2 separate regions of the Homo sapiens genome follow, and region 2 is linked to region 1. The links are chromatin contacts, found by Hi-C or POLR2A ChIA-PET in ENCODE. All regions are on one chromosome and are shown on one strand. Each heading gives the region's core, a stretch centred on a gene start or an enhancer-like site at or near the end of the contact. The rest is flanking DNA. Distances are from core to core; before and after follow the strand shown.

Region 1 (5,091 bases), core at 2,367-4,866:
TTTAATTGACTCACAGTTCTGCATGGCTGGGGAGGCCTCAGGAAACTTACAATCATGGGGAAAGGCAAAGGGGCAGCACGGCATGTCTTACATGGCAGCAGGAGAGAGAGAAAGAGAGAGGGGAAGTGCCACCCTTTTAAAACCATTAGGTCTTGTGAGAACTCCCTCACTATCATGAGAACAGCATGCGGGAAACGGACCCCATGATCCAGTCACCTCCCACCAGGTCCCTCTCTCAACATTTGGGGATTACAATTCTAGATGAAATTTGAATGGGGACATAGAGCCAAACCATATCAGTGGTGCTCACTTGTGGTCCCACCTACCGTGACACTGAGATGGGAGGATAGCTAGAGCCTGAAGGTCAAGGCTGCAGTAAGCCATGGCAACGCCACTGCAATAGCCCTTCTCAAAAAAAAAAATAAAAAAATAAAAAATAAATGAATAAAAGTAGATAAGACAAATGGCATATTTCACAAAATGATTTTTAATCTATTTCTTATGTAAAAATTAGAAAACATATGCTTATACCTAACACAATTTGCCAGAAAAAAATGAGTCTTGCACAGGAGGGAATTAATATTTATGCTACTGTTGTGTTGTACTTAAAAAGTTTAAAGTTCTCCACTGAGAGTAAAGTAATAGATTTTTTAAATTGCATATTAGATGGAGAGTAAACCTTGAACTTTACATATGAAATTTCTTTGATTTATCCTTGTAGTTTTATATATGAATGGTGGTGAAAAGTAATAGCATTTATCGTTTAAAATTTCAGAAACAGTCTGTTTTTATTCGTAACACTATTTGTAATGACTATGCTAGGATTTATAAAATTTATTCTCTTTGCCTTATGACATTAAAAAACTATAATTCAAAATATGTCAATTGAAGGCCTTATATTATAGACTAAGATGCTAGGTTGGGAAAAATAAACATATTTGACCTCACTGAGGAAGTATGTCAACAAAATGTAAGTAAATGATTTAAGTTATTATTAAATATATGTCTTCATGTATTTTTTAATACCATTGCATGTCTTCATACTGCTTTCTGTATCATTATTCTCACTTGCTTCCCAAGCTGTCTTTTGTCATTTTTAACTGCTCCTTTGAAGCTGTTTAGGAATATAAGTCTTTCTTGGTCACTTCTGGAAATTTATTTTACCAAATTTAACCCAGTGGCTGTTTCCGTGTTATTTAATTTTTTCTCAAAGTGTCCTCTAACCTCAATCATTTATTGAAGGTTTGCTTCACTTTTCAGAGTGAGTACTACATATATTATTTTCATTTGGGAGAAGGACTAAGAGAGAAAAGGAGAGTTATCTACATAGGAGGGAAAAATAACGTGTTTTATTGATCATTTTTAAACTCAAAAAAGTATTTATTAGAGAAATGAGAAAATTCATGTTTGAGACAATGTTGAAAGTTTAGAATGTGGGACACACATAGTAATGCAGAAATTTCCCGTGTTAAAGTCCTCTAACTGTGATCACTTGAAAATAAAAACTAAACTGTTTAAATCTGGCTTGACTTCTTTTTAATGGTGTTAAGTTTCAAGGATGTATTTAAACATTTTTCATCTTATTGAAGTATTTGCTTCCTTTGCATTCACATTAGAGAAGCTATAGTTGCTTCAGTTGGACTACATTTTCCTAAGGTGAACAGTTTGGGTTGAGTCCACACTAAACTAAGAAAATACTTAGACAAAAGATTATCTTTGACAAATATATCAGTGAGTGATCAGAATATATAAATAGAAATATTGATTTTGAAAAACAAGATAAAAATCAAATGGGAATTTTTACATATGCTAAAAAAATTAAAATAAAAACACTGTATCCGTGTCTCTTCAGAAATCTTTTGTATTACTTCTCTTTTGTCACCAAAAAAAATATTCAGTACAACTCTTAGATGTTAATGAAAGAAAAAACACATTATTTATTTCTTCTCGTATTTTTCTTTTCGCTCTTTCTGAGAGACAGAGGATCTGACATAATGCAAAATTTAAGACAAAAAAAAAAATACCTGGAAGAAATGAGCATGGAGAGGGAGTAATTTTGAATGATTATGCTTTCCCAATTCCTCTGTAAGCCTCCTTTTTTTCCCCAAACTGTATTTAGCATTGTTCCTGAATCAACAAAAACATTGCCTTACTCTTAGCTTTTTATAACACCAATAATGAACAATGTGACAAGAATATTCATATCTGGGGAGAAATAGGATGTAAGATTTTGAAAGTTCAAGGTGCTAAATTTTTTGAACTCATTACATATTTGGATAATTCTTAAATTAGCATTTATTGGCTGATGATGTTTTGATCAGGAAAAATTATCAAGAACATTTGATTTTTTACTAAATTGTATGTGTTCAGACACTCAAAATTCTTTGTTGGGGCTCTAGGAATACTCAGATCTGATCACATTTTAAGAAATTTTATCATTCAGATTCGTTTACTAAAACTCATCAGTAATGAGTTCTGTATGTTTTGTTGTTATTTATGTTTATCCAAGCTGTTATGTTGACCTTTTAAAAATGCTGTTTCTCCTTAAAATTAAGAATAACTATTTTTCCCTTCTTTTAGAAAGCTAAGGAGGAAATGTGGACCTGATAGCTGCAAAAGCAAATTGAACTAAAATAAAAAGTTCGGAGTTCAAGGACTCCAAACTTTTCAATCGGTTTTCTCTTCTTCTTTATTAAATGTATTGCCACTAGAAGCAAATAACTGATGCAGTTTCTGCCAGATAATGGCAATAATAAAGGTGAAATGTGAATATTTTTTAAATTATATCTAAAATCATCCACATCATTTAGCTTGTGGATGTACAGGTAGTTTCTATTTGGGAGTGGGGCTAGGTAACTCATCATTATAAAAATGGTATCCAAGCAAGGATCACAATACCTGTACCACTGCCATTGTAAACATTGGATGGCAATATACATGAAACTGATGAACATGAGAACAAAACAAAATAAAAAGTGTAATACATTTTATTTATGCTCCATGGGAGGTGGTAACCTGTGGGGATCAGCACACTCAGCAAGCGGTCCCCGCGCATTAGAGGTGAATCAGACACTTGAACATCTGTCCACTTCATGGAAGACGTTTCATCTCAGAATACACGTACTAATAAACAACAGTTGGAGACAATTGTCTCTGACATTCAACATAATGCTGAGCTGAGGCTGAAAGAAGGAAGGGTGGAATTGTATTTCCTTTGGTAAAGCAAAAACAGCCGTGAGTACAGCCTCTTCTAAAAATCTGATATTTAAAGAGAATTGTAAGACATCAAAATGTTCAATTTGGAATGAAGAGTGGCCGAAGTTACTGGAAAGCTCGTGCCTCCGTCTGCAAAATCACTGGCCAGGAAAGCAAAAACTTTTCCAACACCCAATTTTAATATTGTGCTAAAGCTATTGACTCTGTTAAACCTCTAGAGTTAAATATGATCCCCTCCCCAGCCCCCACCTTTTCTCTCTTAGGTTAGTGTCTGGGGGACAAGGAGGGGGCTGGAGCTTGGCCCCAACCTCGGAATTGCTGCCAAGGGCTTGTAATACAATCTCTCCCCGTTTGAAGGGTAAATCAGTGTCAACTGCATTTGCGTCCACCAAAAAAAGTAAGCATTTTACTTCCGCTCGGTCTATGAGGACTGATGAAATGTAGGAAATCTGTTTCTGGCAGGGAGAAAAAATCGTTTTCCCAAACAGCACTAAAAGGAGCCATCAGAGAAGTATGAAGAGGGGTAGTGCGGCTGTAGCTGCTGCCGCTGCCGCCAGGCTGGTGGGGTGCGGGGAGCGGCTGCTGCAGGACCTGTGCCTGGAGGGGGCCGGCCCCGAGAAGCTGCAGGAGCCCAGCCCGGAGCCCAAGCGCCTCTGAGAGCCGCCAGCAGCCCAGCTCGGGACGCGGGGGTGAGCACGACTGGCTGGCCCAGTTCTGCGCCAACGCCGCCGCAGCGTGCGCGCACCGCAGCCGGGGCTCACGGGAGCCCCTGCCTGTCTACTGCACCCGGGGCGGCGGGGGAGGGGAGAGGTCATTAAAAAATAACCTCAGGAACGAGGCGGGGAAGAGTGAAGAGCCGCGGACAGTTGGACAGGCTCTTTCTCTAAGAGTGGGTATTCACTGCAGGGGGTGACTTTCTGATTCTCTGGAAACAACCATGTGTTCCTTATCCCTATTGCGGAACACCCCGGACAACCGCAGCACGTAAGCCCGCTGGGGTGGCTCTGCCAACCAGGGACAGAGTGAGGATTTTTAATGAACACATCGATTATAAATGCACACATATGCATTCGTGCACAAGAGTATCTGTAATGCATGCTCAGCATTGTCTGTTATGGTGGGGTGGGATAGAGCCAGAATGGTCTTAAAGGGCTGATCCTGAATGTTTTACTTGAGTCGTTGAGGCCAGGATGGGAGGAAAGAGCGCCACATGTGTGATCTGGGGTGATACTCACTGTGTCTGATGAGTTTGATGAAATTGAGTTTTATGTGAATAAACAAACGCTAGCCGATATATATCAACACACTTTGGGGAGATTTTGCGTGGTATCGTTCTTTTTGTTCAGTCCAAAGTTGAGACTGGAATCTGAAATTGTTTGGGGAACAAAGGAGGCAATTTTGCTTTGGAGACATTATTTATACTGGCAAAATTAAATTCTGTCAACTCAGTATGGTAAATTACCATTAACTTAGCCCAGGTATCCGAAGAAGTTTCCATTGTCTTGAATGAAGAGGGAGCAAAAGCGAGGGTTAACAGATTCTGTTTCTACATTCTAAAAACAATTGAGGTTGGGGGAGGGTTGTTAATTCTTTTCCCAGTTAACCTTTTTGAAATCACAGTCTTTACCCTCTCCATCTTCTTCATCTTCATCCTCTCACCTCCGTGATCTTCTTACAGTGAAGAGTTTGCAAAACTTTATTCTTATAAAATTATCTCCTCCAACCCTCTCCAACAAGGTTAGATCAGTTGTGTATGAGAGATCTTATGCCAAGGAAATAAGATCTGCTTGTGCACAGGAACACCCATTTGACATCCTAGTATTAAAATAAAGGCTTAGACAGTTTGGATGTACCAGCCTGGCAGAGGAAGTCCAC
Region 2 (5,091 bases), core at 1,406-3,905, 37 kb after region 1:
ACCATGGGGATTTAAACTAGTTAAGAAAAAGTGGATCTTGGAGGAGGATAATCATTTAGTTAATTGTAAATGTTATTATATAGTGACATGATGTATTATTTGAGTTCAGAGCATTATATAAAGGTAAAAATTATGATAAAAATGAGCATATTTATATCCAATGGTTCATTCAGTTTGAGGATTTCTTTTCAAGGCCTGATTATACTGCTTGCAGTATAAAATAAGCATCAGATGAGCGATAGCTAATGGTTTCATGAATTTGCTCACCATTGAAAATTAGGAAGAAAAATTAAATTGTAGGGCTTTTAGGTAACAGGTTCTCAAAAGATGTTTTTGACCTGAAACGAAGTGCTGTGTCTTTCGATTACTAGAGGAGACATAAAGATGAAATCATTTTTTTTCTTTTGCATCTTTTTCCCAATAACTGCCTCTTTTGCTCAATAAAATAGTTGGTGAGGGAAATGAGAATATTAGAACCTTTATTTTCTATCAGAGCAGCTAATTGCTGTCTGCCAAAGCACTATTTAACAACCAATGTAAAAATACAATTTCTATAAAACTGCAGGAGAGAATCAGAATTCTAGTACTTAGGAAAACTGCACAGTAAATACTGCTATCGACTTTCTGAAAATGTGTTATTAAACAATAGGTAACTCAAAAGGAGTTAAATATGATCATGGAGTATAGCAAGTTCATTTTATCAATCTTTTATAATATTGAATATTACCAACAACAAATATTTTATAATAATTGAGTCCTACTTATATATGTTACTTTAAAATTGGATAGTTTGAGTATATGTTAGCAACAAGAGATGATGTTATTGGCTGTGGGTGTTAATGTGCATTTGTCTTCATGGTGAGAAAGATAGTTGTGATTTAAAGGGTGTGATTTAAATGAAGATAGAATACTCTCAAGGAGTTTACTCTCTATTAGGAAGAAATGTGTTGTATGTGGTAATATATAGCTTGTGAGATCAAGCTTAAAAAAAAAATAGTTCGGAAAGGGCTGGGCGCGGTGGCTCACGCCTGTAATCCCAGCACTTTGGGAGGCCAAGGCAGGTGGACCACCTGAGTTCAGGAGTTCAAGACCACCCTGGCCAATATAGTGAAACCCCGTCTCTACTAAAAATACAAAAATTAGCCGGGTGTGGTGGCAGGTGCCTGTAGTCCCAGCTACTCTGGACGCTGAGGGAGGAAAATCACTTGAACCTGGAAGGTGGAGGTTGCAGTGAGCCGAGATCACACCACTGCACTCCAGCCTGGACAATGGAGTGAGACTCTGTCTCAAACAAACAAACAAATAAAAGTTGGGGAAAAAAATTAGTTGCAAGAAGTCACAGGTCTTAAGTAAGAAAAAGGCATTATTTTATTATGGGGCTGAAGTTAAAATAGAAGTTAAAAGATATAACAGTATATACTGAAATGTTTTCACACTTTTAAGATTATTTTAAATGTGTCCTATCTTCTTAAATCAAAAATGATACTAATTAATAATAAAAATACCTGCCATATAATATAAATACAGGAGCTACACATGCATTGCAATGTCTAAAGTGCTTATGTATGGACCTATTACAATGCTTTTTAAGTGGGTGTAAACTGATTAGTTTGACCATTCTGACTACCCATACATTATCATTTTCTTTGCTCTTTTTATTATCACAGGTCAAAATCCAAATTATTCTCATTTCCTTGTTTCAGTGAGTCATAGAAGGAATTGTCTCTCACACTTTTGATATATAACTCTTGAGGTGGGTGGCAGAAGAAGCCAGTGTCTAAGATATTGTGCTGAGATTCTTTAGGAATAATACTTAACAGAGGATGAAGTTTGTTGAACTGTCTGTAGATGGAATTGCAAATTGAACAAAATTACTTTATGGCCTTATGTATTTAAAAATCTTTGGACAAGAGTATAGGCCCTAGCAAAATGGAAAATGACCATATGCAAAGCATGGAAAACCTTTGTAAAAAGCACTCATGTTTGAGATAGCTTACTTTTTATGCCCTAATAAGCAAATGGCAAAAGTAAAAATTATTTTAGAATTCCCCTTAAATTATAAGAGGGTAAAATAAAATCTATCATTTTCATGTTTGTCTCCTTTCTTATTTGTTGTAGGCCAGTAGCTGCTAGCCTTCTCATATGAGCAAAAAGCCATTTCCCCAATCTTAATGTTCTCTACATATTGGGGTATGCTCCTAATAAGGACTTTGTGCTGAGATGTGGGGAAGAGTATGTCTAGCCCTATTCTGTACTCTGCTGAGAATCTACATATTTCAGAGCAAGGAGAAGAGATAGGGAAAGACCAGGTGGCAGATTCTAACCTAGAAATTTGTCTAGATTCCAGAGGCTACTACATTTATTTGAATCTGCTTATAAAGAGCCCCTTCAAAATTGTTCTTTTTGTCTGTGAGCTCAAACCATAATATATTGTTTGGTAGTGTAAATAACAGTTGCATTAAAGGCATATGAAACATGTGACTGAAAATAAATATGTTAAATTGAAACTCCAAAAAGTATAAAAAGAAGAAGAGCAAATTCTGGATAGAAAAAGGGAGGTTCACACACACATGCACACATACACATTTTTCATCTACGTGATTTCCTAGCACCAGCGCAGTGTTGTCCCTTGAGCATGAAAGTAAACCTGACTGAATTTTTCCATGATGACATCATCCCTTCTACTTACAGTCTCACATCCTGCATTTAACAACATGCAGGCACATCAGCAAGACAAGATTGTAAAAGGAGTCTAACTGGGGAACTGTTTTCATGATATTTGATAGCACTAATTGCGGTCAATGCTTTCAAAGCACTGTGGATGTAGAATATTTTGTCAGAAAAAGTCACTCTCACCCTATGGAAAATGGAGAATTAATTATTTTAAAATGAGCTGTTACTAAATGTGTTGGAGAAACTCAAGTCGTTGGAACAAATCAATAATGAATATGTATGCTATTTCTTAAAGGGAAACATTCATAGATTTTATATTAAGAACCTTTTCTAAAAGGCTGAAATTTGGGGGAAAGAGTTGCTTTTTCATTTAAAAATGTCTGAGAATTGCTAGGTAATTTAAAATGTAAGCACTCACCATATTTATGTGTGTGTGGTCCAAGGTATGTGGTACTGGTACATTACAGAGTAATGGAATAATGCTTTTTAGATGAGGTAACTGAGTTTACAATATATAGAGCTCTTCAACTGTATCTTAAGCTCTTAGGGGCTGACGACATGAATGGCTTCTATTGTTTGACTTAGCAGTTTGAAAACACATTACATATCATGCATGAAGCCTGAAGCCTTCTAGTATGTGTTTTGTGTTTATATTACTGTGCTAGTCATGTCTAATTTCACACCAGTGTAGGCTGCTTGTCTAACAGATGCCTCGCTAGCATTGCTGTTTCATATAAGAAATAAAAAATGTGGTAATTTGCATATCTTGAAGCCAAAAGAAGCAAACAAAAATCCCAGCTCAATCAAAAATTGTTAAAAAAGAATTAAATCTTGGAAGTGACAAGGAAGAAAAGAACCCTACAATGAAGGTGAAACAACTCAATAAATTCAGAAAGTCTTTTGAGACTCTGTTTTGTAGGTGTTATGGAGGATGTGAAGCAAATAAGTCATGGATTCTTTCTTCTAGATCAGGATCACTTAAGTGCTTTTGTGCCATGTTCTTTTAGGCACTTGGGTGAAGCCTGTGGATCATTTCTCCTCATGCTATTTTTAAATAAATGAAATAAATACAAAATAAAGGGAACCAATTTTATTAAAATACAGTTATTTCAATATTAAAAATCAACATTGAAACACAAATTTAAAATAATGTGCTTGTATTTTAAAAAGGTTAATCTGGCATTGCTTCTAATAAATCCTATAGTTATAAAGTAGAGAAGAGAGTAAACCCAGTGTTTCCAGATACCAGGATCGATTGTAATATGAAATAAAAGCTTCTACAATTTTTACCAATGAGAAAGCTACTGTGGTATTTTTGTCTACATTTATAATTGAAGGGATATTAAACTTCAATTAGAAGCCAGTGAAAATAAACATATATATATATATATATATATATATATATATATATTTTGCTCATCTCAAATTCATGATTCTCCCAGAAAAGAACCCTTTCTTGTAGTAAGGAATATTGTAGATTGTAGTAAGGAATATTCTAATAAACAAACAAAACTCAGAATAAATGGATTTTTACAGAATAAACAAAATGCAGTGGGCAGATTAACACAGGAGAGATTAATCTTTACTTATCTAATGAATGTGTATGCAAATATATATGTGTAGAACTAAACCATATGTTGTTCTATGTTGTTATATTTGCTACATTTAAAATTGTTCAAAGATTGAAAAGTAGATACATGATCCTTTATTTCCACAGACTTAATTAATGCCATGTGATATGATAATAAAGCAAACATTTACTAAGTATTTACTTCGTGTCATTCAGAGTAAGCTTTTTACATGTATTAAATCATCAAATAATTTAAAACTCAAAGTAGATTATGCCACTTCTTAGCTCAAATTTTTTCAAATGGCACCTCAACTTTCTTGGAGAAAAAGCCAAAATCTATATGACAGCCTACAAGGCTCTATATGCACTGTTCCTTGGTGACCTTTCTGATCTCATTTATTGTAACTTTTCCCTTACCCGACTTTGTTGCAGCCACACTGGACTCCTTGCAATTCTTTGAACCTGACGAGTAGGTCCCATCCACCACAGGGCCTTCACAATTGTTCTTCTAGCTTCTTAGAGTATTATTTTCCCAGGGGTGTGTATGATTTGCTTCTCACTCTCTTCATGTCCCTGCTCAAATGTCATGTTTTATCTGAGGCCTTCCCTGACCAACCTATATAAAGTGCCTTTCAAGAATGCTTTTCCAGACTTTTCAACTGCTAAACATTTATTGAATGCTAACTGTGTACAAGATCTGATAAATAAAAGAAGACTAAAGCATTATTGGGTCCTCCCCAAGAACTTGCAGTCTAGTTAGGTACATAAAATATGAACATATAATAATATAGATATCAATGGAAGTGCTAAATAAGTGATACCCACCAGTGGTTCTCAACTTTCGTTTA

What was found. A loop is a pair of places that touch in the nucleus more often than their neighbours do. ChIA-PET counts read pairs that join two places held with the same protein, here RNA polymerase II (POLR2A). Pooled maps may share reads with other maps.
Region 2: a map of cardiac septum shows a loop between it and region 1 (2.4-fold over the local background). The contact joins the enhancer-like site here to the promoter of GAS2 in region 1. A Hi-C loop is called at or near these places in 5 of 168 maps with a recorded cell type or tissue (Caco-2, Calu3, HepG2 and 2 more), 2 of 37 single-sample maps with no recorded cell type and 7 of 50 pooled maps. POLR2A ChIA-PET finds 5 or more read pairs at or near these places in 5 of 52 experiments (GM12878, HepG2, activated T-cell and 1 more).

What each region holds. Positions count from the first base shown.
Region 1 is chr11:22,662,995-22,668,085 of GRCh38, forward strand. It overlaps GAS2 (growth arrest specific 2), which reads left to right and starts at 3,617. Exons shown (of 8, transcript NM_001143830.3): 1 at 3,617-3,905. RefSeq lists a silencer at 3,697-3,856.
Region 2 is chr11:22,700,541-22,705,631 of GRCh38, forward strand. The region is part of intron 3 of GAS2 (growth arrest specific 2); the gene reads left to right. Among named protein-coding and RNA genes, the nearest start is that of GAS2, 36 kb to the left of the region's middle. Within about 2 kb of position 2,656, at least 4 of the 41 ENCODE cell types and tissues checked have a DNase peak (open chromatin) inside an H3K27ac peak, as active enhancers do.